2 separate regions of the Homo sapiens genome follow, and region 1 is linked to region 2. Evidence: chromatin loops called from intact Hi-C (ENCODE). Cell type or tissue: dorsolateral prefrontal cortex. All regions are shown on one strand. Each heading gives the region's core, and the rest is flanking DNA. Links, peaks and the distances in the headings are about the cores only.

Region 1 (15,673 bases), core at 5,144-13,143, 82 kb before region 2:
GGGGAAGGGAGACACTACAGCAAACACAAGCCCCGCCCTCAGGTTCTGCCTTCATGGGGGCAAGCCTGGCTTTCTAATCCCCCCTCTGCTGCCACACTGTTGCATAGATTCTGCAAGCCTTTCCCCAGAGAACTCCAGAACCAGAATTGAAAGCCTCATCCTCTGGGGCTGTCAAGTATTTCTACTCAACTGTCATCTCGTTTAGAGATGGAATTATAAAGTACCTATATTGGTGATAGAGGCTGGGGCAGGGCAAAAGGTTGGAGATACAGTCAGTGAAGCACCTGGAGGTGACATAATGCATGTGGGGATCTGCATTTTGAGTGGTGCATGTTGAGATGACCACATCCCTGAAACAGAACACAGCATCATGCAGTGCTTGGAGAATCGGCCAAGTGGTGGTCATGTTATTCCGTGGGCTGTCAGGATCCTCTGGCTGCTGTAGGTCGCCTAACATCCTGGTAGCTGCCAAGACTCTCTGCCCAGCCCTTAGATGGGATGCCCTGTCCCCAGGCCCGTGCCACTGCCCATTTCAAGTTTATCACCTCTATTCTCCCTGCCTCTTATCTCTTCTGCTTCCAGCCGTCCCAGAACCCTGCCACCATACAATCCTTCCTGAAGCCCAGTTCTAAACTTGTCACTCATATTTAGAAGCCTTCAAGAGCTCCCCGCTGCCCATCAGTAAATTCCTTATCATGACTTAGCCCAGCATTCAAGGCCCCCATGCCTCAGTTTCCTCTTTCATTCTAGCCTTATTTCCATTTTATGCTTCTAGAAACCATCTAAACTGAAGCACTGATTAGTTCACACTGTGTTATATTCAAAACTATTATGTCCAAACCCTCCCCACTGTTCCAGGCCCAGTTAGGAGGACACCTCCAGAGGGAGGTTTCTCTGATGGCTTTCTCCTCTGCACTCCCATTGCATTTTGGTTTTGCCTCTTGGATCACTTTCTATCTTGAATTACAGTTATTTATGTGCATATCTACCATGCCTACTTTGTACCTAAAGGGTCAGGACCCACATCTGGCTCCTCAAGCTGAGCTCAGAGACTTGGACACTCAGTAAATATAATAGAATCTGTTCCTAGCCAAGGACTCCCTTCTGTCATGGGTTAGTGGATATCAGTGGTCATCTTTGCTACTGTCCTCAGGAAAAAATGAAATGAAGCAGGAAAAAAGACAAACACAGGCTTGCAAAGGAGCCTCTGAGAGAAAGAAGAAAACACAGGGCTGGGTGTTTATTTCTGGCTTGCCATGTTGTTTATTATCAGCTTTTCTCAGGTACAGCACACCCTTCACATCCTCACCGACAATTACCGAGGAAGCATTCAACTAATTTCCTCAACTCCAACTGCCTTTAGTAGAATCTAATTTTAACATTGCTCTCAGTTGCTCTTTAAGGATGCAGATAAGTAGAAATGACAGACACCTATGTACCCGTATGCCTGCCTCTCCATCTGTCCGTCTGTCTCTCTTTCACTGGGTGGGCCAAGGGATGTGCAGAATTTAGGAGCAGCCACCCTGCCTCCACTGTCCAAACACTGGCCAGACAGAGCCTAGGTGGCTTATCTGGACGAAACAGAGAAAGCAACCCAAAAATGACATAAATTTGGAAAACCATCAAGCATTTATAAGTGGCTCCAGAGAGCCAAGAGCTTGGGTGTCCGCCCTGCATCAAACATTAAATAGTTTATACTGATTGTCATGGAGCAAGTGGGTGCAACGTGTTAGAATGACAGACACAATGGAAGAGAAAATTCAGAACCAGGAAACTGGCTCCAGCCCCTAGCAGAGAAATAGCCAAACCTCTCATGCAAGAAGCCTGAGGGTAGATGAACACTAAGGAGTCCGCTGAGCAGTTCAATTCCTGGCACCATGACAGGACCCCTGGCCCCTAGGAGTAAAGCCAGCAGGCCTCTCTGCCACCTGCCCCAGGCTTTATAATATCCCTGCCAAGAATTTGTTTGCTGTCTAACCTCAATCCTCCTTGCTCTTGCTTTAGCCCACCTGTGCTTGTTCTACCTCAATGTTGCTCTTCCTATAAAAATAAAATCTATTTGAACAGTTACACATCAACATATTCTACTATCTTTGAATAACATATACATTTTAAAAATAAAATGCACACACTAAGATTCACATTTTTGAACAAAATTATATCACTGTATATATATTGTGCCTCCAAATGTACTAAGTATTTCTTCCACCTACATTGTTTCATTTACTCTTCACATCAATTCCATAATTCAAATACCTTAGCATTCTCTTTTTTCTGTATTGAAAGGAAAGAACTTTTGTGAGGTTAAGTAACTCCTCAGTGCTGCACTGCTTGTAAGCTAGGCTGGGGCTAGACCTTAGGGCCCCAAAGCCTTTATTTCCACTACTGTGGGCTGTCACTCACTAAGTGTCTTCTAAAGGTGGTTTTGAAATGGGCAGTGTTGGCCTCTCATTATTTAATGCCTCCTCCAATCTTTGGAAACATTCATGCATTCAATGAACAAATACCGACTGAGCACTAGTATGTCCCAGGCACCAGATGGACATTAAATATTGTGGTACACTGATTAGTCAAATATAGTTCTAATAAAAGCTCCCTTCCTCCCACTAGTTGCTCTAGGGCTTACCTAGCCTCCCTCTGCATACATCAAACTCTACCCTTATTCCTTGCTCCCCTCCAACCCCCCAAATCAAAATCAAAGCCATTTGTTCCTCTGAAACTGCAGTAATCCACCAATACACACTGAAGGGTTATTGACTGACAGCTGAGTGTCTTGGTTTTCCTGTAAGAGTTTCTGCAATTTTTTTAAAAGAACATCAAGTCTCCAAGCTAGGGTACATCTAGAGATACATGAAGACTTTCCAAAGAGATAGAGGGCATGGCTGCCCATTGAAGGGAATCAATTTCCACATCTGACACACTTTTTCCTAGAACTGACCTGCCATGCAGCAGGTTTCCATTGAGCTGTTCCTAACTTCCCACTACCCCTTTCATAATCATCTTACTCCCATTTTAAAAAAGAAAAGCATTCCCCTCACCTGTTCCAAATCTTTCTATCACACATAATTTGCACAAAGATAAAAAAACCTTGTGAACATCAAGAAAAGAGATGATGCAAAATATCAATATACCAGGCAGGATTTAGTGCAGGGAAGAGAAACCTTTCAAGGTATTTTAAGCACAAAATGATTTTTTGCAAGGAACTAGGTACTCACAAAATTACTAGAAAGGCTGCAAGTGCAGGTTCTAGCTGCGGCCCTGGGAATGATTTCTAGAGCAGTAGAGGTCTCATCATCCACAGGGTGCTCCTCTGATCCACCCTTGGAGCCATGCTCATCACTGCTGACCAGCCCCTGCACACCAGGAAACTGGAGATTAGACCTAAAACCATGGTCCAGGAATTAGAGAGTGACATCAAAAAGTTGCCAATGTTGTGACTGTTCCTTGTCACACAGAAAGCTGGAGGATAAACACTGGAACGTGTTGCAGGAAAATTCCAACCTTCCTGACCAGGGGAAGCCAGTAGAGGGCTCGGGAAGGACGTTTCTGTCTCACTTACCCTTCCTAAATCTCTCACAGGTGTGTCAAGTAGCAGAGATTAATTGTAACCCCAATGCTACATGCAAGGGAGCACCGAACATATAGTTAGCTTTCCATGCTCTCCAAATAGGAGCATGAAATGCAGATTGCAGAACCACTCCAAGTACCTGCCCTAGTCAGTGTCCATGAAGCCACCTTAATTTCAAGTCACTGTAAATCTGCACATGTTCCCAACTTTCCTTGTCTCACCACATTTCTGTTAATGATAAGAAATGGCATGTTGGCATATTCTAAGTTCATGGGTTGAGGGGAATAATGAGCTTTAATTTAAAACCCCACCTTTCCCTTTCTCAACTCCTGTGTGCAAGCAGAGAGCATCAAGAGCACCAGGAAGAAATGCTGAAGGAAGCATATTTCATCCAGGTAGCGAATTCATGACAAGGTTCCATGTAAGTTAGAATTGGAAGGTTGGAGATGTGTAAAAAGCTAGCTGGGAAGCATCAGTCTCCTATGAAGCACACACTCTTCATTTTCACCCTTTGCAATAACGAGCAAGAACTTGGTGGGTGACGCTTATTCACCCATGGCTCCCCCTGTCTCCCCCTGTCTCAGTTACGTATTTTGCAAGATTTCAAGGAAGAAAAGGTGAAAAGTCACACACTTACTTCCAGATGTTCAACATTACACCCCCAAGTCCTAGGAACACAGATGTGAGATGTATCCATGTTCATTTTTCACTTGGGCGCAAACTCCTCCCTACCTTGGGCCACATCTCTGCTCATGTATTCATTCCTACCATAAGCTTATGAGATTTAGATTAATTTAATGAAAATATCTTGTGGATTCTATTGTAAATAATGCACTTAACAACAATAAGTATTCTATGATAAGACTCCCATTTACTAGCGATTCAATATGGCTTCTCAGCTTTTGTTATGAATGTGGTAGCAATAATTAATATTCATCCATGGACACACAAATTAATTATAAAAAGAAGCCTCATGTCTCTCATTAAGAGACATTTTCCAGAATATTTTACTTTACAGTCAATATATTCACCAAAATTTTTATATATTATGTTGTTTTGATCAATTATGTAATACTAATTAGTATAACAGTATTTCAAGTAGAAAACTACTTTACCATTTAGAGCCTATGGTCACAGACATTGTTTTTTAAAATTAGTTTTCTTATATATTAATATATGATAGGATAATCAATGAAAGACTTTAAAGCATAAGAATATATAGTAGTGGGGCTGGGCACAGTGGCTCACACCTGTAATCCCAGTACTTTGGGAGGCCAAGGCGGGTGGGTCACTTGATGTTAGGAGTTCAAGACCAGCCTGGCCAACATGGTGAAACCACATCTCTACTAAAAGTAGAAAAATTAGCCAGGCATGGTGGTGGTACGCACCTGTAGTCCCAGCTACTAGGGAGGCTGAGGCAAGAGAATCATTTGAACCCAGGAGGCAGAGATTGCACTGAGCTGATATCATGCCACTGCACTCCAGCTTGGGCAACAGAGTGAGACTCTGTCTCACCAAAAAAAAAAAAAAAAAAAAAAAGGAATATATAGTAGTATACTAAAATTCTGTAGGAAAGTCAAATGGAATTCAAGGAGGAAAAAAGAATAGTAAAATCCCCAACTGTTAAAGAAGAGCTTGTTTTTTGTTGCTGTTGCTTTTATATAGATGATGGTAGGTATCAAAGTGCTATGGTTTTGAATTTCCTTCCGACACGTCTAAAACAGTGCTGTAGAAATTTTATTATGAAGTGGTAACATTTATAATAACCTGGGAAAAACACCTTATAAAATTATTTAAACTCCTAATGACAAAATTTATGCATCAACTTAAAATACGAAGGGGTTTTTCTAATTTCTTACAGGAGTTCATGAGCCAAAATTCTTGAGGGTTCCTGTTCTAAAACCAGCAATGGCCAAACTCAAGGAAAGTGCCTGTAATGAAGAAAATGTGAGCAGCACTGGAGGGCAAAGGGGGAAATGCTTTTGACTAGAGGTGATACAAGGTGGTGACCTTTGTTGAGCAGACTTTTTCCTTGCAATATCTCACTTCCATTCTCCTTCACAAACACCAACTAAGGGAGGTGTTCCTTGTTAAGAGTGTAGGCTCTGGGGTCAAACTGCTCCTCCACCTACCAACCAAGGGACCCGGGGCACATGCTTCAAACTGTGTGACGCTGGATCCCCTCACCAGCCATATGGGGAGGCCTGGTCCCCATCTCCCAGGGATGCTGTGAGGACAAACTGTGATCACTCATGCAAAGTCCTTAGAGTGGCCCCAGCATCTAGAAGGAATCAGCAAACATTTGCTATTTGTGTCATCAGCCCTGTTTGCCAAGAAGGAAACTGAGGCCCAGAAAAGGTAAGCACTTTGAGATCTGACCCAGCGATTCCCCCATGCTGTGCGGCCTCCCTCCATCTCCAGAGCAGGCAGCATTGGCCTTCGAGATGGCTGCCTGTTCTTGCAGCCCAGTGTGCGGCTCTCTTCTCACGCCATCCTGCCGCCCTGGGCATGTCTCCTGCCTGCTCCTCTACACTGAAGGAGGTGGCACAGAAGCCTCTGCAGGGCAGCTGTCCTGGGAGTGGGGGCAGGGGAGCGCCAAGTGTGCAGGAAAGTGGGGACAAGGGCAGGGGCACGATGCTTAGCAGACCCATTCATCTGTCACTTCTGGTCCTTTCCTCAAGCTTCACAGAATGCCTGCCTCTGATTTGAAAAGCATTTCGCCTTTATGGGAAACTAAAAGTGTTTATTCTTAAAATGTCAAGAGCAGAGTGAAAATGAAGGAAACAGTAAAGGAACTGAGGTGTGAGCTTGCCACCTTCTCTTACAATTTACCCCCAGCCTCATCCTCCGCTCCTCATAGTCAATTCAGGGAAAGAAGAAGCCCACAGGCTCTGCAACCCATGGCTGCTCCACCTTCTGCCCACAGTCTGCCCTACAGGAGAGGCCTGTCAGCCAAGAGCAAGAGAGGGACTCAGTTGTCCCCAAGGTGTCTGTGCTTTTTGCATAGGCCCCAAAACATCTCAACCAGCAAGACCTCCAACTCCCTGACACTTGTGCACTGATATCCTTCCACACAGCATCCTGGTTATTTTCTTCCTGTGTGTTAACCCAAGCAGTTAACAATTTGATTTGTCTGTTTGTGTATTGTCTGTATCCCCTCTCTTGATATTAGAATGCAAACTTCAAAGAGTCAGCAACCTTGTCTGTCTTGTCTATGGTTAAGTCACCATAGTCTAGCACAGCCCCTAGCACATAGTAGCCGCTTGATAAATGTTTAAGTGCATTAAGGGATGACTGCATGACTGAAAAGTCTTTGTCTCCTTAATATACCCGAACTGGTAGGGCCTCTGTCTCCTAACACAACTGGACTGACATGGCCTTTTTCCCTCCCTACACCTGAACTGACATGTTCATTCATTCATTCTTCAAATACTTTGTGAACACTGAGTGTGTGCTGGATACTGTAATAGACATCAGGTAGACGTGGAGCTCACAATTCAGGAGAGGACAGGCTTTAAACAAATAAGCAGACACATGCTATGTTCATCTGTCTGATGGCTTGTGCAGGAAAAGTGAAGAGCACTAGGAGAGAGGAAAGAGAGCGGGTGCTGGTGTTTACTTTAGAATGGGGGGCCAGCCAAGACTGAAAGCTGAACCTGGCAAAAAGATGGAAGATGATTTCCAGGCACATGTGCGCACCCACACACACACACACACACACACACACACACACACACACACTCGTATGTAAATTCACACATAATTGCACACATTTGCACACAAGTGCTCAGAGATGGGAAAGACATCAGTGTCGTGGGAGCAACCTGAGAGCAGGAGGAGTGACATTTCCAGAGGATGGAGGGGTGAGGGGCTGAGGCCTGCAGATCTTGATAGGCTTTGTTAAGTCCTTCTGCCTTTTTCCTTAGGCTTGTGAAAAGCCTTGGAGGGTTTTGAGTAGGGGAGTCACATGATCCCATTCATATTTTACAAGATCTCTGATGCCTGTAAGGAAAACAGGTTGACTATGAGCAAGAGTGGAGGCGCAGGCACTGATCAGGACACTCTTGGTGTAGTGCAGGTGAGAGCCGGAGTCATGGTAGCTTTGGCATAATTTCTGACCCTCTGAGAGGCACACCCCATTGACAAGGTATCATTCATTCATTCATTCACACATTTGTTCACTAAGAAATCATTAGTAAAAACTTTATCGTGTAACAGGTGCTGAGGATACAACAGCGAACAAGACAGACATAGTCTTTACCTTTATGGAGTTTACAATCTAGTAAGGAAACAGACCACTAAACCCAAACTTCCAGCCTTCCAGCCACCTGAGATGTGGTTCTGTAGAAAGGGAGGAAGAATCTGTAGGACACTAGGAGAGATACCTGGCCCTGACATGGGAGGTGAGGGACAGCAGGGTCAAGGAGAGATCTAGGTAAGCATTACCAACTCCCTGATACACATGAACTGACTCCAGGTTTGCCTCCTGAAACAACCAGGTGGTCTTGGGTTTCATTCATCTAATCGTCCACTGACCAACTGCACTAGGTTGGCACAGGCAACTCAGTGGCCCAAGCTGAAGGCATCACCTGTGACCTCCAACTATCCCCATGTGCAATTCTGCCCCTACACTGTATCCTGTGACTCAAAAATGACACTTTCATCTACAAAGTTGTCTGAGCCATTAATCTGGGCATCCCTCTCTTGCCCCTTGCATCCAATCACCCACCAAGTCCTACTAATTCCGCTGCCCAAGGGCTGGCTCCCTCCCCGCAGTCTCTTAAGTTCCATTGGTATTCCCCTTGTCCATTGTCTGTTGCCTAGGTTGCTCCAACAATCCCGCATTGTTCTACCACCTCCAAGCTGCCCACCAACCATGCTCTGATGCATTTGTAGTCTTTCAAATGTGCACTTCTGCCTGGCGGCCTCCTCCTGGCTTCAGCCTTGAACCTCACCTTGATTGCCACTTCCTTTGGGGAAACTCCTCTGATGCTTTCCCTGGTGTAGGTAGCTCCCCCGCCTGATGCCATCACACCGTGGAACAGCCACATTTCACTGTTAGGTCCTGGCCTCCCACATCAGACTCTGAGCTCTACAAGGGCAGGTACTGTGTCTTTCTTGCTTACCCCTTTATACACATCTCCTTCCCCACAGAACAAAAATGCCTAACAAGGGTCATTTTGCAAGGGAGATGTGATCCCTTGGCAGGGAAATCTGGGCAGGATTTCTGATGATAAATAAATAAATGAGGAGCCCACAGCTGGTGCACAGGTGGCCCCTGGCCTGATCTAGCCTGGCACTTTCTTCCCCTCTCCTTTGCTTTCCCTCCTTGCAGAGCTGGCTGCTGTGACCACAAATGGAGAGGAAACATGATTTATATTTCTTTCTTTAGTTTGGAGAGTGCTGTGACAGACATAGATAAAGTATCTCTCTCCTCACCCCACCCCCCCCCCAATTTTTTCTTTGGGTTTGTGAGTCTTTGAAGACAACCATCTGAAATGGGTTGACAGGCAGGTGTTTGGGAGAGGGAGAGAGCTGGGAATAAGGTGTTTTGACTGAGAGAAGAGCCACTAATGCATCCATAGCTGTTACCAGTGTGATGACAATTGCAGTTATGGAGGCACTTTGATTGGGGAGGAGGAAGAGGAGAGAGAGGAGAGAAGCCATCTTCTTATCTGTCAGAGGCAATAGCAGAGTCTGGGAAAGCTAGACCCTCTCACTGCCTCTAAAAATCTTTCTGGACAAAAATAAAATAAAATAAAATAAAGTAAAAACTAAGCCAGGTCTGTCTGGACCTGGGGAACAGTAAAGTGGCTTAGATATGACCTGAGGCACACCCCATTCTTTATTTGCTTCTCCTGGAATTGATACCTGTAGAGCCTCCAATAGACATTTTTAGCTACTCAGCAGGATGGGTCTCCTATGTGCCCATGTCTCAGGTGCTAGAGGGTCCTAGAAGTTACTATTTCGACCCTTAAAGCACAGTGAATGCATATGGATCCCTGGACTCTGCCCCGATTTACCCAAGCCTTCCTCTTCATGTGTGATCTTGATAGATGAAGAGAGTAGAGAAAGGGAGAGAAATCCTAAAACTGAGAAAGTGCTGGGAATGGAAGGGAACTGCTGGACCCAGCTGCTCTGCAGGGAGAGAGACACGTTCCAGAGAACAGCACAGTCATAGTACAGAAAACACAGAAGCACATTTGTCTGGGACATCAAGTGTGTGTGTGTGTGTGTGTGTGTGTGTGTGTGTGTGTGTGTGTGAGAGAGAGAGAGAGAGAGAGAGAGAGAACAAGGATTTAGTGGAAGTTCAGCACTGAGTCCTATTGAAAATGAAGCCAGAGCTGACAGATGTCAGCCGACTCCAGCTACGCCTACTGCAGACATCAGGGCAGCCCAAGCTCAAGATGCCCTCCTGCTCCTGCCTGCCTTGAGGGTTCATGCTACCCTCAGAGCCAAGCAGGCAAGGAGGCCTCAGGCAAGCTCAACCAGACAATCTGTACTGTCAGATTCTGGGCAAAGGAGGCATCACTGTGTTCCCTTCCTTCCTAAAAGGCAGAGTTCTGCTATCCATATTCCTGCCTGCAGCCCAACACACACACACACACAAACACACATGCACACACACACAGCACCAACACTACCACCACAATGACCAGCAGCAGCGGCAGCTTTTGCCAGGCAGCTATACCAGGCTGCCTCATCCTATTTACTAACCAAAAGGAAGAAACTAAAATCCAGTCCTAGACTTGGCTGTGCCTCAGCCCCATAAAGCCTTGCAACATCCAGAGTTCTCACGTAGCCCAGAAAATAAGAGTAATGAACAGCTTACATGTATTCAGTGCTAACCACAGATAGGCATTGTGCTAAGTGCTTTGTGAGACTTACCTTGCATACCCCTCACAACTCTCTGAGGCAGTTTCAGTTATTAGTTCCGTTTTGTCAATGAAGAAACCAAGCCTAGAAATTAAACAGGTAAACAAACCAAGCAACCCAGAGTCATCCAGAGCTACCAAGGACCATGGCCTCAAAGAAGGCTTCTCTGACTTCCCAGAGCTGACTTAGATGCCTCTCCTTTGGGCTCAAGTAAGGATCTTAGCACTTACCACATAGCATTATAATTAAGGGCTTATACACCATGACCAAATTTTTCACTAGTGGAATGTCAATGAAAGCCATTTGTGCAATTTCCAGGCCTGTGCACCTGTGATTCCACTTCCACCATGTAGATGAGGGCAAAGCCCCATGACAGTGGTTCTTAAACTTGGCTGCTATTGGAGTCAATGTGTAGCCAAGTTTGGGAACTGCTGCTTTAGAAGATGCCACAGAAACACGATGGAAGGAACCTGTGACCCTGGATGACTGTATGAAGCAGATCATCCTGCCAACTGGGAACATCCACCTTGAACAGTTACGTAAGAGAGACATCACCTCTATCTTACCTACCCTCACAAATGCCATGGAGATGCCTGAGGAGTAGAAGGAAAATCTGATTATCACCTGGAGGCCTGGACTGTCAACCGTTGGTCAGGAAAGGCAAAGGCACCAGCAATTGCTTGCTTGTAAACACACATGCACACACATGCACAGCTCACACACTTTTGCTGCACAGTTCTCCCTGTCCCAGTCACCATTAAAGCAGCAATCAGCTAAAGCCACAGTTTTCCTGGCTTCCCACCAGGCTCTGATTAAGAGAGAACTTCTCCACCCACCTTCCTCACTCCAAGGAAGGCTGAGCGCCAGCTTCCTCCTTTACATTCTCTTCCTGTTCCTATAAAGCAATTAAAGTTTCCTGTAGACTTCACCTTTCCTATCTTCTCTCGTAGAACTTGGCTCATATTTTTGTCTTGTTCTGAACCCACAAGTTTCTCCTTCTAGTTCAGAAGATGAAAAAAATCCCATGATTCAGCTGACCACCTGTAGGGAGGGGGCTCCTACCTAAGTCCCTGGTGTAAAATTCAAGTAGAATCCTGCACCACTGCTGCTTGGAAGTTGGAGGCCAAGCAAGCTTAGTAGCCTTGGAGTTTAGAAATGGGGCTCCTTGCAAGCAGAGACCTCAGGATGAGGAGTGCCTTCTAAGGAGAGGAAACCGTGGCCATTCCCCAGAGAGGCAAAGTGGCAGACCCTGAGTCCAGGACCATGGACAGGGAAGAGCAGGCCCGAGAAGCATGTGGACGAGAAGGAAGATAACTCCCTGAGTAGATGGCCCAGACTGGGTGGTTAGCACTGAGTGAAAGCACCTCAGGCATGGTACCTATCAAAGAAGAGATGATACCTCTTAGGGATCTGGGATCAAAAAAAAGAATGTCAACAAAAACAACATGTGGGACAATACAAGCAACACAGGGAAATGTCCTAGCCATAATGTGACTTTTATCCCATAGGACAAAGCATGCTACAGTTCCATGAGGGAGGTGCTGCCACCCAAGCTGTAGTACTGAGCTCCTTCCTGCTCTCTATGTGACCCTAACCAGTCAACTGGGCTTCTCTGAACTTCAGTTTCTTTATCCACAAAATTAGTATGATGGTAATAGCTTTCCTAGTGACTTTACTATGGTGTTAATAAAATCAAGATGATGTATATGAGGGTAAATAGTAAAACATAATTTGTGATAAATATTTCACATCTCTGGTTTTCTACTGGCTTCAGATGAAATTTCGTTGCTGAGTAGTGAGACTTCAGTATAGAAGCTACTCATCAAATATTTGCTGGAGCACTGTTGATTTTGTTGTTTAAAAAAAGCAGTTAAGTAAACGCAGTCCCTTCTAGTCAGAGGCAAGTGGAAAGAAAAAGAGGAGAAAGGAGGCAGGTTTAGAGATTCAGACCTTGTGTAGATCTGCAGTTCTGTTCGGCTGCCTCCACATTGATCCTCCTGCTTCCTTTCCCTTGCAGTGAGTCTAGAGAGGGTCTGCAGGAGAAAGAGCAGAACAGGGAAGCAAGTGAGTGAACCCTGGGAAGGGCTCTTACCCAGGCTCCCGTCCTCACTGTTCCAGACAGATTGTTTATAACAGTGGTTGTCCATGTCACAGAAAACCTGTCCTCCCCACAGCCCACAGCAGCCATGCTCTAGATCATGTAAGTTCCCCTCAACTGACTACAGCTGAGTGATAGGCATCTGACCCAAGAATCTAATCTATAGTCTGGCAAGTGGGCAAGGAGTTGGCCTGGCATGATAATTTTCCCCCAGGGTTAATGACTTAGAAGAATATGGGAAGAATAGGGCAGTTAGCAGTTATATTAGTCCATTTTCACACTGCTGATAAAGACTTAACTGAGACTGGGTAATTTATAAAGAAAAAGAGGTTTAATTGACTCACAGTTCCACATGGCTGGGGAGGGCTCACAATCATAGCAGAAGGCAAAAGGCATGTCTTACATGGTGGCAGGCAAGAGAGAATGAAAGCCAAGCAAAAAGGATTTTTCCTTATAAAATCACCAGATCTCATGAGACTTATTCACTACCACAAGAAGAGTATGGGGAAACAACCCCCATGTTTCAATTATCTCCCACGAGGTCCCTCTCATGATGCATCGGAGTGGTGAGAGCCACAATTCAAGATGAGATTTGGGACACAGCCAAAGCATATCAGCAGTGAACAGAGGAACTAAAAGTCATGAAGTAAAGAGAGGCTGGGGAGGGGAGCATGAGGGGCCATGGGTGGGCCAAAGTTCTGAGCAAGAAGAAACCATGAGATAGAGAGAAGTCAGAGCAGAGAGCAAAGAAGAGAAGTGGGCAGACATGGAGAGAGGAAAACACAAGGAGAGGAGCCCAGACCCATCAGGACTGTGCCCCTAATGCCACTAATGCCCTAATGCCACTGCCATGTGTTCTGCTCTCAGCCTCCCCAATCCTGGTTCACCCTAGAGCCAATTCCTCCCAGAGCTTGTTTGTTCAGCTTCTCCAGAGTGCCCTGGAAGCTGGGCTTTGTGGCTGGCCTTCTCATTTTCTTATTCCTATGTGCATCCTTACCAAAAATCCTGCATTACTTGAGGAACGCTGTTTGGGTTTCTGCTTCTTGCAATCCAAAAATCTAAGCAAATAGGCTGCCGCTGGGGATTTGGCAGCTTGAATCTCAGAGCCTAGGGTCGTTGGCACATCCCTAGGTTGTCTGTCTAGCAAAGCTGGGGCAGCTGAGCTCGGCCCTACAGTCTGGAAGGGCTGGCCTTGAATGGCTGAAGCTCCTGTTCCTGAGCCCAGTTCAGGGTCCTCGCCATCAGAATAACAATGAGTTCACACAAGCCAGCAGGTGTGCAAGCCCAGCCCTTGCCCATCCGTTCTAGTTAACTAGGGAGGCCCATGCATGTGCCATTGTCCTGCCTTGGCATCAAGACTATGATCTGCTAAACATGCTGAGAGAGGATGGGTAACTAGAGATGGATGCCAGACCCTATATCTTTATGCAATCTCTTGCCTAAAATTCACAAAGCCTGATGCAAAGGTACAGAGGCTTCCTGCCCAGCTTCCTTCTCTTTACACCTGGGCGCCATCCTATACCACTGATGGCCACATGCACAGAGGGGCAGATTCTCTGGCCATAAGTTCAAGCTTCATCTACACTTGTCCCATCCCCTCAATAGCCACTCTTTGGCCAGCCTTCAGGCCTTGGGGCATGCAGACCAGTGATGAACCTGGAAGTGCACCTGGGAAGAGGCCCCTGTGATTCTGGAAAGGGTAGTTCAAGTCTGTTTAGTCTGTGTCCCAAGTACATTGAATGTGGGACAGAAGGGGACATGGGTATAGTATAAATACTGCCTTTATTCTCTATACACAGCACCAACAAGAGCAGCAGCTTTGCCTCTGGCTTTGTTCCGGGCTGTAGATAAGAATGCCTGTCATTCACAAAGGGCTTACTATGTACCTGCTACTAAGTATGCTTTGTATATTAACTTATTAGATTGTTAAATGACACTGACTTATCATTATTCTTAATTTACGATGAGGAAATTCAGGCACAGAGAGATTAAGCAACTTGCCCAGGAGTACATATAAAGTCAGTGGTAGCCACAGGATTCCAACCCAGGCAATCTGGCCCCAGGGTCTGGGCTCTAACCATTTTGCAACACTGCCTCGACAGCTGAAGTGGAATCAGGGCTTTCTGCTCACTTCAGACTCCAGTCTGGGCCCAGTGGAGGCACAGAAACCACTCTCCTCTCATTTCCCTTTCTGTCGATAGCTGTGAACACAGCATCTCCATCTCAACCTTGTCCACCGAAGAGCCTCTCCAGGCTTCCCAGGGGCATGTGAAAGGCAGCCTGGGAGCGGTGTCTGGAAGACATTTTCAACTCAGATAGAGTGGAAAACAGGTCAATGCTAATACAGTCACTCTCCGTATCTGCAGGTTCCACATCTGCAGATTCAGCCGATCACAGATCAAAAATATTTTTAAACTAATAAAAAATAACAATACCAAAATAACGAATAATAGGAAAATTTAAAAACAGAGTATTACAATTATTTACATACTATTTAAATTGTATTAGCTATCATAAGTAATCCAGAGATGATTTAAAGTACAGTCATGTGCTGTACAGTGATGTTTCAGTCAATTATGAACCTCATCCTTAACAGTGGTTCCATAAGAGGATGATGATGATGATGATGATGATGATGATGATTTGAGACAAGGTTTCACTTTGTCACCCAGGCTGGGGTGCAGTGGTGCAACTACAGCTCACTGGAGTCTCAACCTCCAAGGTTCAGGTGGTGATCCTCCCGCCTCAGCTGGGACTACAGGTGTGTGTCACCATGCCCGGCTAATTTTTGTGTTTTTTGCAGAGACGGCATTTTGCCATGCTGACCAGGCTGGTCTTGAACTCCTAGGCACAAGGGTTCTGCCCACCTTGGCCTCCCAACGTGCTGGGATTATGGGTATGAGCCACCGTGCCTGGCCAAAATTATATTACCATATTTTTATGTACATTTTCTATGTTTAGATGCAGAAATATTTACCATTGTATTACAGTTGCTTACAGTATTCAGTACAGTAACATGCTGTACAGGTTTGTAGCCTAGGAGCAATAGGCTATACCATACAGCCTAGGTGTGTAGTAGGCTATGTGTCATCTAGGTTTGTGTAAGTACACTCTAGAACAGTGGTCCCCAA
Region 2 (15,673 bases), core at 4,317-12,316:
AAACCCCATGGCCACACAGTCCTGGGGGTTCTGACTCTCAAGGTGGTGCATTCCTTGCCACTAGAAGAATTTTGAGACTGAGCAGAGATTTTTCTGCTCACTGAAAAGTTGGACCAGATACTAGAAACTTGTCAAGATCCCTTCCAGCAATGAGCAGGGAAAAACACCCTCACAAAAACCCAACACCAAACCTCAGCTTTCAGGAGCAGGCATGGTAGAAGGACCAAGAGCAGATGCATAACTGTGATACAAATGCCAAAGAAAGATTCAATGGGCTGTGACTGCTTCCGATGATCACTTTCTTTTCAACTCATCTGGAGATGAAGTCATCTGATAATTGGACACTCACACATGGCCTACTGTCTGGCTGGCCTGCTCTGCTTTCCTGATCTCTTACTGATCAGAGAGACTCATCTGCAGACATTTTGAGCAGAAAGTCTGATGCAGATTTTCCTTTATTCACAAACATGTGCAGAGGGTCTTTTCTACTCCAGGATCTGTGCTATGTATGGAGGACGTAGAGAAGAAAGACAGTCCCTGCCTTCAGGCAGCTCACAGTCTATAGGGAAGGCAGCCATGGAAGTAATAGGGAGTTGGAATTCAGCTGTTCATTTGGTAAATGTCAATTGAATATGACCTCTGTGCTAGGCACTGCAGCTTTAGCAGGGACAAGCAAGACATGATCTCTGTCTTGGGGAATGTATATTCCAGTGGGGGAATCAGACAGCAGGCATGTTATATATAAAGATCATATATGTTGTGCAAAGTGCCATGAAAGAAATTTTAAAAGCAAGGGACTACAGAGTGAGAGAGATAGGGACCTGTTTTAAGAGCAGATATTTGGGGAAATCTCTCTGACAAGAAGGCAATTAGGAGTCTACCCAAAGCTCAAGATGCAGCCAGCCAAAGGAGTGCAGAGCTGAGCATTCCAAGGAAAGAGAGTAGCTACCTTAAAGGTAGGAAAGGTCTTAGTGTGTTAAAGAGGCAGAAAGAAAATCACAGGGCCAGGTGTGTAAGGCAATGGCATGAGATGGAATAGCATGAGATGAGGTCAGAAAAAAGACAGAAAGAAGATTCTATAGGGCTTCTTGGGGTTTGGGGGAGGATTTTATTCTAAGATCAATTCAAGATCAGAATTTCCTGTTCGGGGACTGAGGCAGTAAGGATTTTTTTTTTTTTTTTTTTTTATACTTTAAGTTTTAGGGATTTTTTTAAAGGATCACTGAGATGTCCAAACTCCTCAGAATTCCAGTCATCAGGACTCTGACACCCACCCATGAGTCTGACCTGCCCCTCCTCTGCCCAATCTCCTGGCTCAGGCCTGCCTTCTTTGAGGGATAGAAGGAGGTACATTCTTCTAGGACACAAAGGGGCTTGGGCACTTTGGAGACTGACAAGCAAAGGCCTTTGAAGCAATAAGAAAAGGCTCAGGTGACAGACAGTGGAAAAAGAAGAGGGACTCACGTGGATAAGGTCCGGGACTCTGTGTCTTCTGGCCTTGTTCTCCTGAAAGCCACTAACAAGGCAAATTTCTCCGTGTCTCTTTTTCTCTCTCTCCTTCTACGTCTTACCTCTCTAGCCTCCCAAGAGGAGAAAGAGTCGCAGAATTTCTCCATGAAGGTTACATTCTTGGAAGGCCTGGGCTTTTCTGAGCCAGTGCTACTGCAATAACATTTACCACATCAATTTTGGAAAGGAAGAAGCACAGGAAGCTGGTCCAGGCAGAAGGCAGAAAACTTGGGAGCTTCTCTGATTTAATCTTTTCTTCTTTATTTTTAAAAATCCACTTTGCAAAGATATATGGTCTCCAAGTTTCTGAAAAGGGAAGCAGCAAAGAAACTCCTTCTGCTGTGAATGAAAAGAATTACATAAACCACAGTAAATTTAGTATGAAATTACATTGCCAGCCCCAGAGGAGAAAGATGCATTTCCATCATACATTAGCCATGCTCAAGGAGCCATTATCCTGAGTTCCCTGTCTGCCTGCACTTGAAGGGACATGGTGGCATGCAGGTCAGGCCCTTCTCAGAGGATGGAAGCTGCTGGAAGACATTAATTATTTGACCTTGTTTAAAGCATTGATTTTACAGAATTTCTTCCTTGTATTTATACTTGTCTTTTCTTTACTTTTTAAACTGGGACTTGGGCTCCTGCTGATTCTTAGGCTCCATTAGGTCAGAATTTCATTCCGTTTGGGATTTCTTACAGTTCTAATAGTTCTTTGAGTCCTAGGAGACCCATCTACTGGAAACTCCTATGATGTTTCCAGGCTGAAAGGAGGGCACACAATGCTTTAGCTATGGATTTCTAGTCCAAACTCTGCCAACTTCCAGCTGTGTGTGCTTGGGCAAGTTACTGAGCATTTCTGGGCCTGTATCCTCATCTGTAACATGACGATAATCATAGTACACCCACCCCTTACCTCAAAGGGTTGTTGCAGACTTCAAGTAGGAAAATGTGTTTGTAATGCCCTTGGCACAGTGCCTGACCCCTGGTGATTTTTCAACAAAACTAGCTACTCTCATAGACAACTTGTCTTCCAATTGTTCTGGAAACTTCTGTCATCTCTCTCTGAGATGCTAATTTTATCCAAAGGATGCTATGTGGCCTTCGTAATGTGGAGCCCCAGCCAAACACATTTCACTCATTCATTTATCCAACAAACATTTACAAAGCTCTTACTATGTGCCAAGCACTAAAATCGATTCTGCTGATAAAAACATGACTAATACACCATCCCGTTAAGAATTTACTGACATTGGACAAGACAGACTTAGAAGCAACCTGGCAGGCTGGAGGAGTCTGTAGCATAAACAGGCAGAAGGAACTCCTAAAGTAGGGCTTTGCTGACCCAACTATCCTTGGCTGCTTCATGGCAAAGGCAAGAATTAGAAGTAGCCAGGGGCCCTTCTGTGGAGTCTTGAACAGCAGGCCACCATAGACCTGGGGCAAGGCCGTGGATACCACCATGCAGGCTGGGCCTGATGAGAGTCATGGCTCAACTTTATGAGGCCCATAACATCAGCAGGGCCAAAGTGAGGCTGAGTCCACCTGGAAAGGTGGGAGACATGGGCTCTAACCAAATCCAAAGAAAGAGACTAGATCACAAAGTATACAAGGCACAGATTTGGCTTAAAATGCCAACAGAACAAAGACCAGACATGAGGACAAGGGTGTGGCTCTGTAGACCAAAGGGGCTGGAGAACTCTGAAACTTCTCCCTCTACCATGATGTTACATAAAGCCCCCTCCTTCTTTCTTCCACCTGAGTAAGAGGACTAGGAGGACAGAGGGATAATGTGGGAGACTGAGCAGCTTTGTTTTGGAGACTGGCATTTCCAAAAAGGGCTGTGGCATTATTGGATGAGATCAAGCTCTAAACCAGTTTGGACGTTTAGTTACTTTTCCCCCACCCTTCACCTATTTTTCTGGGAAAGAATCCCAAATTCATTTTCGATAATAGAGCTCATTTTCTCTCATATCTGAGTTGTAATGGATTAAATTTTGTAACCCTTCTTCCCTTATGTGTATGCTTAGCTCCTAGCACAGTGTCTAGCACAGAATCACACTTGAAAAGTGCTGTGAGCCTGCATGCTAACAAAGAAAAGTTGGGGAACAACAAGAAGTCCTATCTGGCTCTCTGCATCCCATGTCTGCAAGATGTAATCTAGTCAATATGCATGCTTTGCATAGAACACAGCCCTTGGCCCGTGGCCATCCCTTCCCCAATCTTGATGCCAGGACTACACCCAGAGCCTCACTGCTCTGGATGTGAGGAAAAAGGCAACAGGCCCATTTAAAGCTGGTGCCAGCATCCATCCTATGCCCGGGAACCTAGTTTATTTTCAACCAACTTCCCAACGATGGACTGATTTCATGTCCTCCACAGGTCTACAGCTCAGCCACACATACACATACACACACACACACACACACACACACACACACACACACACACACAAAGACACATACTCCAGACAAACACACAGCTGATTTGAGATGCCACATGGGTGTAGGAGTTTTCAGAGTGGAAGGATCTTGGCTCTGGTCCTGTGAAGAAGAGGAGGTGAGGGAAGAGGAAGAAGGAGTTGTATGTGAAGTCCCCCACCTCACTCCCAGGCAGATGAGGGGCTAACATGTGGTAGCCAGGATGAATTATCCTCTTGGGAGGGGCAGAGGCAGATGGGAGGGAATAGTTTCTGGCCCCAACCAAAGAAAGATTCTACTTCTCACAGGTCTCATTCTTAACTGTTCCTAGTCATGTGAGATGATCTGTGACTCCTGCTTGGGTGCAGGTGGAAATCTGGGGAGGGGAGGGGAGGGAGCTGGGCTGTGGGAATGACATCATGGGAGGGGGAGGGGATGCCATGATATCACAGCCATGTGGGAACTTCCCGGGTGAGAAGTCTGGAGGAGGACTAGAGCTCTGCATCCTATTTCTGGCTTTAATAACAGCCCTGGTGACAACCAACCACAGGAGAGGGGTACAAACAGGCGGGTCTGTCAGGGATCAGCAGCACCTCCTGTGAGGAACAAGGGTTTTCAATGAGGTGTTGGTGGCCTTTAAGGCCAGGGTGGGGAATGTGAGATGCATGTTTAGTAGTGAGAAGGCACAGATGCCTGACAGAAAAAAAAAAAAAAAAAGGAACATGGTAGAAAATTGCCGTTGCAACAAGGCTTCAAGGAACTTCGTGAAATCCGGTTGATGAGGCTGCATGAGCAGAATGTTGTGGGTATGAGCAGAGGCTCTGCCACCTCCCAGTTTGTGTCCTTGAGAGACTGACATAATCTGTCTGGGCCTCAGTTACATCTTCTGTAAAATGGGGATAATAACACCTACCTCACAGGGTTGTGAAGATTTAAAAAAATGAATACATACTTGTAAAAAGATTAAAACCATACTTTGCATATAGTATGTGCTCAAGAAAGGTTAACTATGTTTACAATGGAAAGACCGCTAGAGTAGGAAACAGAAGACTAGGTTTTAATGCTGATGCTGCCAGTGACCAGGTGAAGACCTCTTTGAGCCTCAGCTTCCTCATTTGTGTAAAGAAGACATGGGACTAGATAATATCAACCTTCTCTCCCAGCCCCAGTATTCTAAGACCTTGACTTGGTGTTCCTGGTCTACTTTGTTCCAAATTATCCTGGGCACTCTAGTGTCTAAATTTTCACCATTAGGAATATAAGCTTTTAAGGTGCACAAATTCATTACCCCTGTACTCCCTTCTACAGAGAAAATAGGTCCTGGGGGTGATTGATGGGTATGACATCAGTAATACATGGGAGTGGATTAATTCTTCCAAAAAGAAATGGTCCCTGGGTAACATAAGGGCACTTGTTATGGAGAACAGGGACAGGGGGAGGGTAAAGCATCCAGAAAGAAGGGAAGTGGGGGAATCATGCATCTAAAGTCCTAGCACACAATTTTGTCTAGGATAGGCCTTGCCCTAAGTGACTTTTACAAGAAAATATGGAGATAAAAGCAACTGCAGCATGAAAGATCTAGGTTAGATACAAGTAAAAATTCAATTAATAGAATGTGAAGGCAACCAAAACTATGACTGTGATGCTGAGGAAGGTCAGGGCAATGGGCTAGATGAGTTCTGGAGGTTCTACTGACCCCTCCAGGGCCTGCAGAGGGTTCTTCTGGGTCTTGTGGGCCCCCCTGGGTGTGGACATCTGCCGGTCCTGGCAGAGCCTGTCCTTCCTGTGCATCTCAGGAGTTCTGTGGCTTCTGGAGCAAAAGCTTAATTGGCCTTCCACAGAAAGCTCAGGAAAGGGATATGTTACATCGTGACTCAGTGATACACTCCCTGCTGGGCACTGCAAATTGAGCTCAGAGAATGTTTGAAATGATCTTCAGTCATCAGGCAGAAATTGGAGTGACTCAGATGACAGAATTCGTGTTATGCAAGCTGGACGCTGAGTACTCGGCAACTGGTCCAGAGAGAGAGAGAGAGAGGAGAGGGGAGGTAGGCAGGAGGGAAACAGAGAAGGATGTGGGAATTCCAGTGGCTTATCACCTGCACCCTACAACCCCAGCCCAAGAAAAGAGACCAGTGGTAGATATGAAGCCTGGAGCCACCCTTTGCAGCAAGAAGAGAGTCAAGGGAAGTGAGATCCTCTGGTGTATTCTTGGTTTCTCATAGCTGAAAAGAAATTCAGTATAGCAAAGTGGTTTTCCCACACTCACTAGCTGCCCTCACACAGTGGGGCCTGTCTGACTGGTGAGGATCTGTCCCACACCAAGGCGCCTCAAAAAGGGCAATGGCAGAGAAGGATTCATATAATCATTCATTCATTTAGTCATTCATTTGCTCCATATTTATTGAGATTCTACTAAATACCAGAGGTTGTGCTAGGTGCTAGGACACACTAAGAAATGAGACACTGTCCCTGCAGAGAATCTGAATAAGAGAACCAATAGGCACAATGCTGTAGTGCCAAGTGGCATGACAGAAGGAGGCAGCGGGTGTTGGGGAAGCACAGAAGTGGAGCCCCTAAGTCAGACTCTGGGCTTGGGTGAGACCGTGCTGGTCAGAATCTTCAAGGAGAGCAGGAGTAACTAGGTGGGCAAGGAGGTTGTGAGAGGGCCTTTGGGGCACAGGAAACACAAATGAAAAGGGTAGAGATGTGGAAGCTCACGATGTGTATGGAGAACAGGACACACGAGGTGCAGGTGGGGTGGTGGGCAGTGGAAGCCAGGAAGTCTTAAAGGGCTCTGTGTGCCATGTGAGGGGAGGAGAGGGCTTGGGAAGGAGAGGGATGAACAGCGCTGCTCTTTAGAGGGAAGGCTCTGCTGCACCAAGGAGGATAGATGGGAGAGGGCAGTCTGGGCGCCCAGATTCCCCAGGGTCTGCAAGGGAGGAGCTGAGCCCGGAAGGCAGCAACAGAAAGACTGGAATGGAGTTGCGAGATCTGTGGGAGAGGAAAAGACCTGGGACTCACAGTACGTGCAGATTGAGGGCCAGAAACTTGGAGAATGAAGGAGTAGCAAGGAGCAAGGGATGGAAGCAGAGGCAAGTTGGTGAGGGGAAAGCAACAAAGGAGATGTCTTTCTCCTATTCTAGAAAAAGTGTTCATCAATTCTCTGTACCATTGAACCTTCGCGGTGACCTCCCTTTCAGTACAGGCCTCTCCTCTACAGCACCCCTCCTGGTGCTATCTGTCCATTCAGTCATTCAACACCTAATTATTGTGCACTCACCACGTGCCTGCTGCAGTGTCAGGCCCTGGGGAAACAAAATCAAAAGCCAGTAAAGAAGAATGAAGAAGGACTGGAGAAAAATAAAAGGATGAAGGAATTTGCAACTCAAGGCCAAGAAATGAAGGCTTAAGGGACAAAGTTTATGGAATGCCTTCTCATTTAATCACCCTGATCCCTCCAACAGCTGGGACTGTTATAATTGTTATCCCATCTTAAGGAAGAGGAGGCAGAGGCCCAGTCGGATTCAGTCTACTTAGTTAGTAGCACGGCAGGACTCAGAGCCAAGTTGGTGGAGCTCCAAGGCCCTGGTGCTCTCACTTAGTCCATGACACAATGATGAAGTGCTAGCAGACTGCTGACCCCTAGTGAGGTCAAAGCAAAAACACAAAAACAATAAAACAGACTGAAGTTTCATGGTGGAAATTCCAGCTGCACACAGGAAGGATTTCCCATCAAGGAAGAGCAAAACTTTGCTGGTCCCTTGAGGAGACCATCCACATCTGTGTGATGGGTGAAGCCTTGCCCAGAAGCAGGGGTATGAAAATATAGAATCTATGATTTCCAGAGGTCCTCAACGGCAGGAATAAGGTTTCCTAAGCCCTTCTTATTTTCAGAAACCCTATCTGTTTGGGGCTGGAATAAAATCCACTTGAGGTCGGAATGTTACTTCTATGGAGCGCTTCTGAACTTTGATCAGCTGTTCCTCGTGTTTTTGATGAATAACAATTTTAAAACAAGTGCAGCTAGTAGACCAGATCTTTGAAACTCAAGGTCTAATTTGTGGGGGGTCAGGAAAGAATGCAGCATATCTTTGGTGGTGATAAACTGGGACACTAGAGATTTTCCCAAAGACAGTAGAAGGTCTGAAGCAAAACCACAAGTTCTTAGAGGATTAGGGCCTGTGCATAGAGAGTTATTTGTGAAGAGCTGGTTTTATTAATAGTTTTCCAAATACCTTTATTTTTTCTCTCTCTCATTATAATAATGAAATGTTCACTTTGGATTTAAAAAAGTGAACATTTGAAAGAAAAAGCCTGATAAATTCATATCATAAAAGTGATTGTGTCACGCAGCTGTAATCACAGGGCAAACTCTCTTCTTACCTCTCACTCTTTGGTTTCCTTGAGGAATGTGTGTGTGTATCTGTGTATGTGTGTGAGTATGTCTGTGTGTGTCTTTGTTTATGGGTGTGTATCTGCATTGCACTCTTGATCCTTTGAGAAGCGACCTTGAGACTGAGTTTAGCACCTTTTTAGGGGGTGCCTTTGGGGCCAATGCCTGTGGAAGAGAAAGGACAAAAGTAGAATGTACAGAGGGAGAACTTGAGCTAACATGTAGTCCCAAGGAAGGCCTCAGCCAACTCCATGGGAACTCTGGAGCTAGGATGACCTTGATGTCCCGAGCTGGGCAAGGAGACCAGGCCCTCATTACCTCCATAACCAGCCACTGAATGCCAGCTTCCCTGGAAGAGATGTGACCTGGGCAAGGCAGTCTCCTTTCCCTCAGCTGAGGACTGACTTCTGGCACTACCAGCAGCAGGGAAAGTAAGTCCCTCATTACTAATGGCATATGTGGGTAGTGCATCCTAGTGTCCACTACAAAGACTGTGTGTTTGGGTGTGTCTTGAGTGTGTTGATGTATGTCTGCATGTCTGTTGGTGTGTGCATGTATCTGTGTGTGTGCCCCTATATATCTTGTCTGTGGAGTGTTGCCCTCTCTTGGATCAGGGACCATGGCAGCACTGCAGGAGCCCAGGAGGTGAGCATTGGTATCTGCCACCTGATCATCCACCTTGCTTCAGTGGCCCCTTCACTTCCTTCCTATCTCTTGTCAATTTGGGCCTGGAGAAAGGTATAGAATGTGGGATGTGAAGTGGAAGATGTCATGGCCCCTCCTGAGAATTGATTTCGGTCCTTACTCTGGGGTGAGAGAGGAGATACCTACTAAGGCTTCCTTACACAGATTTTTTTTTCTTGGTGTTTTTTTAAATTATTATTATTATACTTTAAGTTTTAGGGTACATGTGCACAATATGCAGGTGATTTTTAAAAGGCACTCCTTGCTGGCAGGCTTCATGAAAATGCGCAGTTGGGAAAACTGACTACAAATAGATTTAGCCCCCACTGGATATCTCTGCTGGGCCCCCTCAAGGGTTGTCATGTCTGGACTGTTTCCTGAGCCAGAAAGGTCTGAATAGGGCTTTGGGGGCCATGTCACCCTGAGCAAGTCTCCATCTCCAGGACCCGACCCTGCTGTTCACTCTATTGTTAGAAGTCAGGACAGCAGTATCTGCCATGAGGCCTGTCTCCTGGGTCAGAGTCCTGTCCAAAGGACCCTGGAAGTCTTAACTCCCCAAATTCAGGACAGGAGAGGAGAGGACCTGGGGACAGCCTTGAAGACAGTTTGATGTAGTTAGGAAATGGAACCTCTCCTGGCAGCCAGTACCCCCAAATTCTTCCTTATCAAAGGACATATGTCCAGTGCAGTGTTTGTACACAGTACATCCAATGAACAAATGGACTTTGGAGGAGAGATCAGCAGAGATGAGTGTCCATGACCCAACTCTAATGAGAAAACCAGGTTACTGCCTGCCCTGGAGCTTCTGGCATTAGGTCCAGGCTGGTTCTAGCAGTGGTTCATTCTTCCTTTGTAACTTGATGCTTCACCAAATGCTTTCTCAAAAGGTCTATGACTCACTGACATAGAAATAAAATCTGTCTTTTTTCAAAGGTTAATGTTGTCATGTTATTTTACTCATGTAATTATTGCCATGGAAGATTAACTCTACTGGGAAGAACATAGGGCCGAGTGGCGGGTGGTTTGTGTCCTTCAATTCTTGAATGCTGGAGCTGTAAGAAGCGAGATCATCTCATCCAATGTTTGTAACTCAGAGCCTGGAGCAGAATTCTTCCTATCATCCCATTTGATTGCAACCACAAAATGAACAATGTGAACATGTTGATGCAGGAGATGGCCTCCCCTACTTGCTTCAGGCTGCCAACCTGCTGCATTCTGCTGCTGGCCTGAAGGCCCATGGGGCACAGTGACTTGCCCAAGATCACACAACTACTCAGAGACAGGACCAGGGCCAAACCCAAGGCTCCTATGGCAGAGCAGTACTCTCTCACCCCAGAAGTCTCTGGCTCTCCTTTGATCTACTTGGACAGGAGATATGAATGAGTGCCATGAGCTTACTCGTTACCATTGTGAAAGGAAAATATCTTGGGCCCCCAAAATCACTAAGGAAAACTCAAGCTGGAAACTGCTTAGGGCAAACCTGCCTCCCATTCTAGTCAAAGTTATCTCTCTGGGCACTGAGACAGATGGATATCCGATTGCCTCCTTTGGAAAGGCTCATCAGAAACTCAAAAGAATGCATGCAACCGTCTCACCTATCTGTGACTGGGAAGCTCCCTCCCCGGCTTGAGTCTTCCAGTCTTGCTTCAAGTAGTCCTGCCTTTCCAGACAGAACCAATGTAATTATTACATATATTGATTGATGTCTCATGTCCCCCTAAAATGTATAAAACCAAACTGTGCCCTGACCACCTTGGGCACATGTTGTCAGGACTTCCTGAGGCTGTGTCACAGGTGCATCCTCAACCTTGGCAAAATAAACTTTCTAAATTAACTGAGACCTGGCTCAGATTTTCTGGGTTCACACCATAATGAGGTAGCAGCCTGCACAAGGCCCCTGTACCTCCCAGCAGACACAGATGCACCCCCCACACACAGAGTTTAGACTTCTAGACTATTGACAGTGACTAGGTCTTTTTTTTTTTTTTTTTTAAATCATTTTGGATTTCACCTAACTCAATGCCCGGCATGCTGTGCTGCTCAATAATTGCTTGTTGAATAAAATAAATGAATAATGAATGTTAGTGGATGTTTGTCTTCCCAAAATTCCTGTGGTCTTCACCATAACCTTGATTCAGAGACCATTTTAACATGGGAGGGGTAAAAGGAGAGAGAAAAAAAAACAATACATTTGTTAAGGTCCTATATGCAGAGCACTATGCCAGCGTCTTGAATGTATATCTTCTCAGCTAATCTCATTTTAAAATGAGCAACCACATGTGAGCAGACAGCCCCAGAAAGGAGTTGACCCACCCTCCCCTGGCACCCATGTATAGGGGCTTTATGTACAACAGGCTTATGGCTGCTTCATCAGTTTCTGCTTTTGCTTATCCCTAGAAGATCTGAAAAAGAAAACAACATCAGAACTTCTGAAGACCAAAAGATCAGAATCCTAAGCTTGCAGCATTCCCTCTTTGTGAGACAGAGAAGCAGGAGCATATTAAGAGGAGTGCAGAAAGCTAAAAATATCTTCAAAGCTTATGTAAATTTGGTGCACAGAGAGGAGCTGGCCTTTGGGCTCCAGCTGTTCTCAGGACTAACTTAGATGCCCTTGACATGTAGATCCAGACATTCTCAGAATGCATCCACCATTTGTAACCTTTAAAAAATCTTCCTAATTGTGTTCCTGTTCTTTTAATTTATCACCCTTGGGAGTTGAGCTACATTATGCTAATGAGGACTTTGAAGAACCCCTTCACCCCCAGCATCTTGGGAGAAATGTACAAGGTCAGAGACATCCATCCTTGGAATAACAGGTGCCTTTGAGAGGAGCTGTACCCCTAATGATTAGCATGTTAATAGGGAGGGAATCAAAAGATCACTCAATCAACACCCAATGAGGGCATCATTTCAATCAATAGCACAGCTCATAGAAGTCCTAATGCCACCGACACTGCATAAAAACAATTCCTAATTGAGAATTAAATAAACTTTTATCTGATACCATTCTGAACTTCACCCTTTAAAATAATGCCAAGTTCAGAAACACATTTGGCTTCATGATTCCATCTGGCGGATTCTATACATTTAATGGGTATTTTCCCTCACAGCCGACACTCTGCTTTCCTGGTTCACATAAAAAAATGAGACAGGTGTCATTTCTCCAAAGGCCACAGTGCTAAGTTAAGTGACTAGGTAGGAAGGAGGCTGTAACTGAGCAAATTTAACCTTAGATGACCCAAAGGAGGGCTTGGTCCCGGCTTTCTTGTTTTGCAATCAACACCTACTAAGTATAATTCAGCTCTTAGATACTATGAATGCTGGCTGCCAGACTGGAAGACAAGTAGCTTTTAATACACTGATGACACAGTATTACTGACATTAGCAGGATGGCCATGAACCAGGTGGCCAATTACTCTCAGAAAGAACAGCTCAATATCAATTGTGCTAAATTCAAATAGTCATACTCGGCAGAGGCTATTCGGCATCCAGATGGATAAGATTTGAATATCTCCATTCAGCAGGACAATTAGTTTCATTATCTGCAGAGTCCTTTTATAGCCAGCTCATCCTTGTGGGCCCTAGAAGACCAGGTCCTGGCCAAAATTAGGTATATTCAGCAGGAATATTAAAGTAAAAGCAGGAACTCTAAATCTTTCAAGTCAATGTCATCTCACCCTTGCACTAGATGGCTAGAACACTTAAGATTTTCACCAGAAATCTGGTTAAACTTATGAACAAATACAAAATAGTTTCTTTGAAAAAATCTTAGCTCTGGTTTTGAACATTCTGGAGCCTTTTGCCACCTTGCACGGCTAACCTCCACCAGGGAGATGACAGTGCATCCCACTTCATGCCTATGGCTGCCGTCATCATTGCTTCCTCTTTCTTTGGAAGCCAAAACGTATGGAGCTCCTCTTCATCGACCCCAGCAAGTATGTGAGCTTGCTGCACTCACCAGGAACCTCAATCTTGTTAGCAAAACATGGAGCCAACACATTCTCTAGCCACTCATTCCTCCAATCAGATGTAGCAACTTGGTTGCCAATTGGCTGACTTCAGCTACAGATGTGTGTGCAGCGTCTCCATCCCCATCACACACACACACACACACACGCACAGACACACACAGAGAGAGAGAGAGACATACACACACGCAGCCTGTTTTTCAAAAATGTAGCTTTGGATGGCTTTTAGGCCAGATTCTCACTTTTCAGGTTGCCTACACCTCATCAGGTGTCATTGCCACATCCTGGTTAGGTTTCATTTGTTTGCCTTGCTGAGGCCACTGAGAATGCTGGTGTTTGTAAAACCCTGCCAGTGTTCTCTAAGATTTAACCTGTATCTTAAGTCTTACCCAGAAACATATATATTGGAGTAACAGATAAGCCCTTTAGGGTCACATAGTAGGGTTACAGCCAGCAGGCAAATTAATAGCACAGCCTCAGGCCACCCAATCTCTTCCCTCTGGCTCAAAAGTGAAGGTGGAGGGGAGGGATTCCAGGGTTAGTCACAGCTCTCACTTTTCTGCTGCTCCTTTCTGGCAATATTAACTGTCCTGGGTGCTCGATTCAGTACTAGCTAGAAAGTCCACATGCAATTGTTATTAACACCTCAACATCAGAGATGGCAAATAATATTAATTATATTGAATAATGGTATTTGTGTTCATTAATATGTGAGTGCTGATTAATTATATTAATATTAATTATAGGAATAAATTACAGTATGTTAATTACTTTGATTCCATGTCTATGGCAGACATTGTTATTCTGTAATGATACCCTTTTCTATTGGGCCTAGGTGGGGCCTCAGAAACCCTCTCAGCACAGTGTTTGAGGCAGCAACCACCAATCAGAGTTGGTTCAGGAGATAAAGCCTATTTCTCCTTGTTCTCCATAGCCAGGCCTCCACTACCTCTGGTAAGGACCTAGAAACTGGATGAAAATCCAGGAGTGGCCGGCACACACCTGTGTTGCTGAGCTCTGGCTTCCCATGCTAGTCAGAATCTCTGACCCACAGGGACTTCGGACGACAAAGTCTTGCTGGGAATGCCCTTTCCTTGGCTCTATATCAAGCAATTAATCCTCTCACAATTTTCCCCTTTTTCCTACAGAAATGCAAGAAGCCTCAAGCCACAGATAATCCTTGGGGCCATGAACCTTGCTTCCTGAGCTGGGGAGAGGCTGTTGCCTCATAAATAGTTTTTTCTCAGCTTTCACTTCAACACAATCTAAGAATGCTTTTTCTCCCTTCTCTTGGTCTTTAAGGAACACTGTCTCTGGAGCTAAAGTTCCTCATCTCTGATTGGCCTTTCCGTGGGGGAAGCAGAGGAGAGAACTGACTAAGGGTAAATAATATCGCATTGGCTATCCATAGAAATGTCCACACAGAAATAGGATTTAACATCATGGACTTAGTCTAAATAAGGAAACAATATTAAGAATAATATTTGGTATTTTCTAAGATTGTTTTTGAAGATGGGCTTCATATTATGTTTTGAGTTTCTCCTTGAATTAAATGCCAGGGAAACAGATTGTCCTTCCTGGTAAATGGGTATTCTTTGCTTTGTGCCTCCTTTCCCTGGCTATCAGTGAACTCATAGTGATATTTTGTGTTCAGTGATATGTCTTATCCTTAGTTGAAGGTCCTTGATAATTATCTTCTCCTTTTACAACTGGATTTTCTCACTCTTCCTTAATGTGTATATATCTTCTATTATATGCCCTCTCTTTTCTTGGGAAGTGAGTGGAGTACTTTTAATAAATAATATATCAGCTACTGGGGCAGGGACAGATCTCCAGGGACTGGACATTAACCCTGATTCAATTCACTAATCATCATCTGACCCCTCTTCTGAGCCAGACCCCAAGGCCTCTCTGAGTGTTCTCTAGGAAGAGATGTTAGATCTTTTGAAATGATGAAAGCCTTCTGCATTTTAAACTGAGCAAAGCCTTGTCAATAGTTGGGCTGCTCTATTTTAGCACAATGACAAATCCCAAGTCCCCAAACTTGCATCATATAAAAGATAAGAACATCCATGACTTCAACTTCACCTTCAGTTTCAACCTCTCTCCCAATCTCCAGACCCATATTTCCAATGGTGTTCTGGACATCTCTTTTTTTAATATCCCAGAAGCACCAGAAACCTAACAGGTGTAAAACTGAACTCTGTGTTTCTACTCCATACTCCTGCAAATCTGTTTCTCTATATATATTTTCTGTTTCAATTAATGGTAACACCGTCTACTGAGTTCCCAAGCTAGAAGCCTTGATGATGCTACACCATCCACCCAATCGGTCTCCACATGCTACAGAATAAGCTGCAGCATAATCTTCTGCACCTGACCTTTTCCCAGAGTCCCCACTGCCACTGTCTCAGCATAGGGCTTGCTATTCTCTCTACTGAACTATTGCAACAACTCTCTAAGTGTTCTTTCTGCCACCATTTTTTTTTCTTTCTGTCACACTACCACCAGTGTCATCTTCCTCATCACTTTCTATTTAAGGACATTTACTGGTCTCTCAGTGCCTATAAAATAAACACTAAATTACTCAACTTAATGTAGAAGGATTAGCGATCTAGCTCCAACCTTCTCCGGTCCAGCCTCACCTCTTACTTTCTGTTAGGACCCCTAGGGCTCAGCCATGCTAAATTTCTCATTCT

The links. A loop is a pair of places that touch in the nucleus more often than their neighbours do. Peaks named below come from ENCODE experiments on the same cell type or tissue, not always from the same donor. Only the 100,000 strongest peaks of a DNase experiment are listed, where the experiment ranks them.
Region 1: it touches region 2 in a loop (5-fold over the local background); 8 of 110 quality-filtered maps call a loop at or near these places.

What each region holds. Positions count from the first base shown.
Region 1 is chr11:112,730,441-112,746,113 of GRCh38, reverse strand. LOC105369496 (a long non-coding RNA gene) reads left to right here and starts at 8,573. Exons shown (of 3, transcript XR_948018.3): 1 at 8,573-8,672. RefSeq lists a silencer at 11,601-11,801. In dorsolateral prefrontal cortex, for the core only: no CTCF peak of the experiment used is centred there; DNase peaks (open chromatin) are centred at 9,863 and 10,214; H3K27ac peaks cover 3,347 bases.
Region 2 is chr11:112,647,438-112,663,110 of GRCh38, reverse strand. No RefSeq gene overlaps it. Among named protein-coding and RNA genes, the nearest start is that of LINC02764, 99 kb to the right of the region's middle. In dorsolateral prefrontal cortex, for the core only: CTCF peaks have their summits at 7,359 and 7,559; DNase peaks (open chromatin) are centred at 5,914 and 7,500; H3K27ac peaks cover 4,388 bases.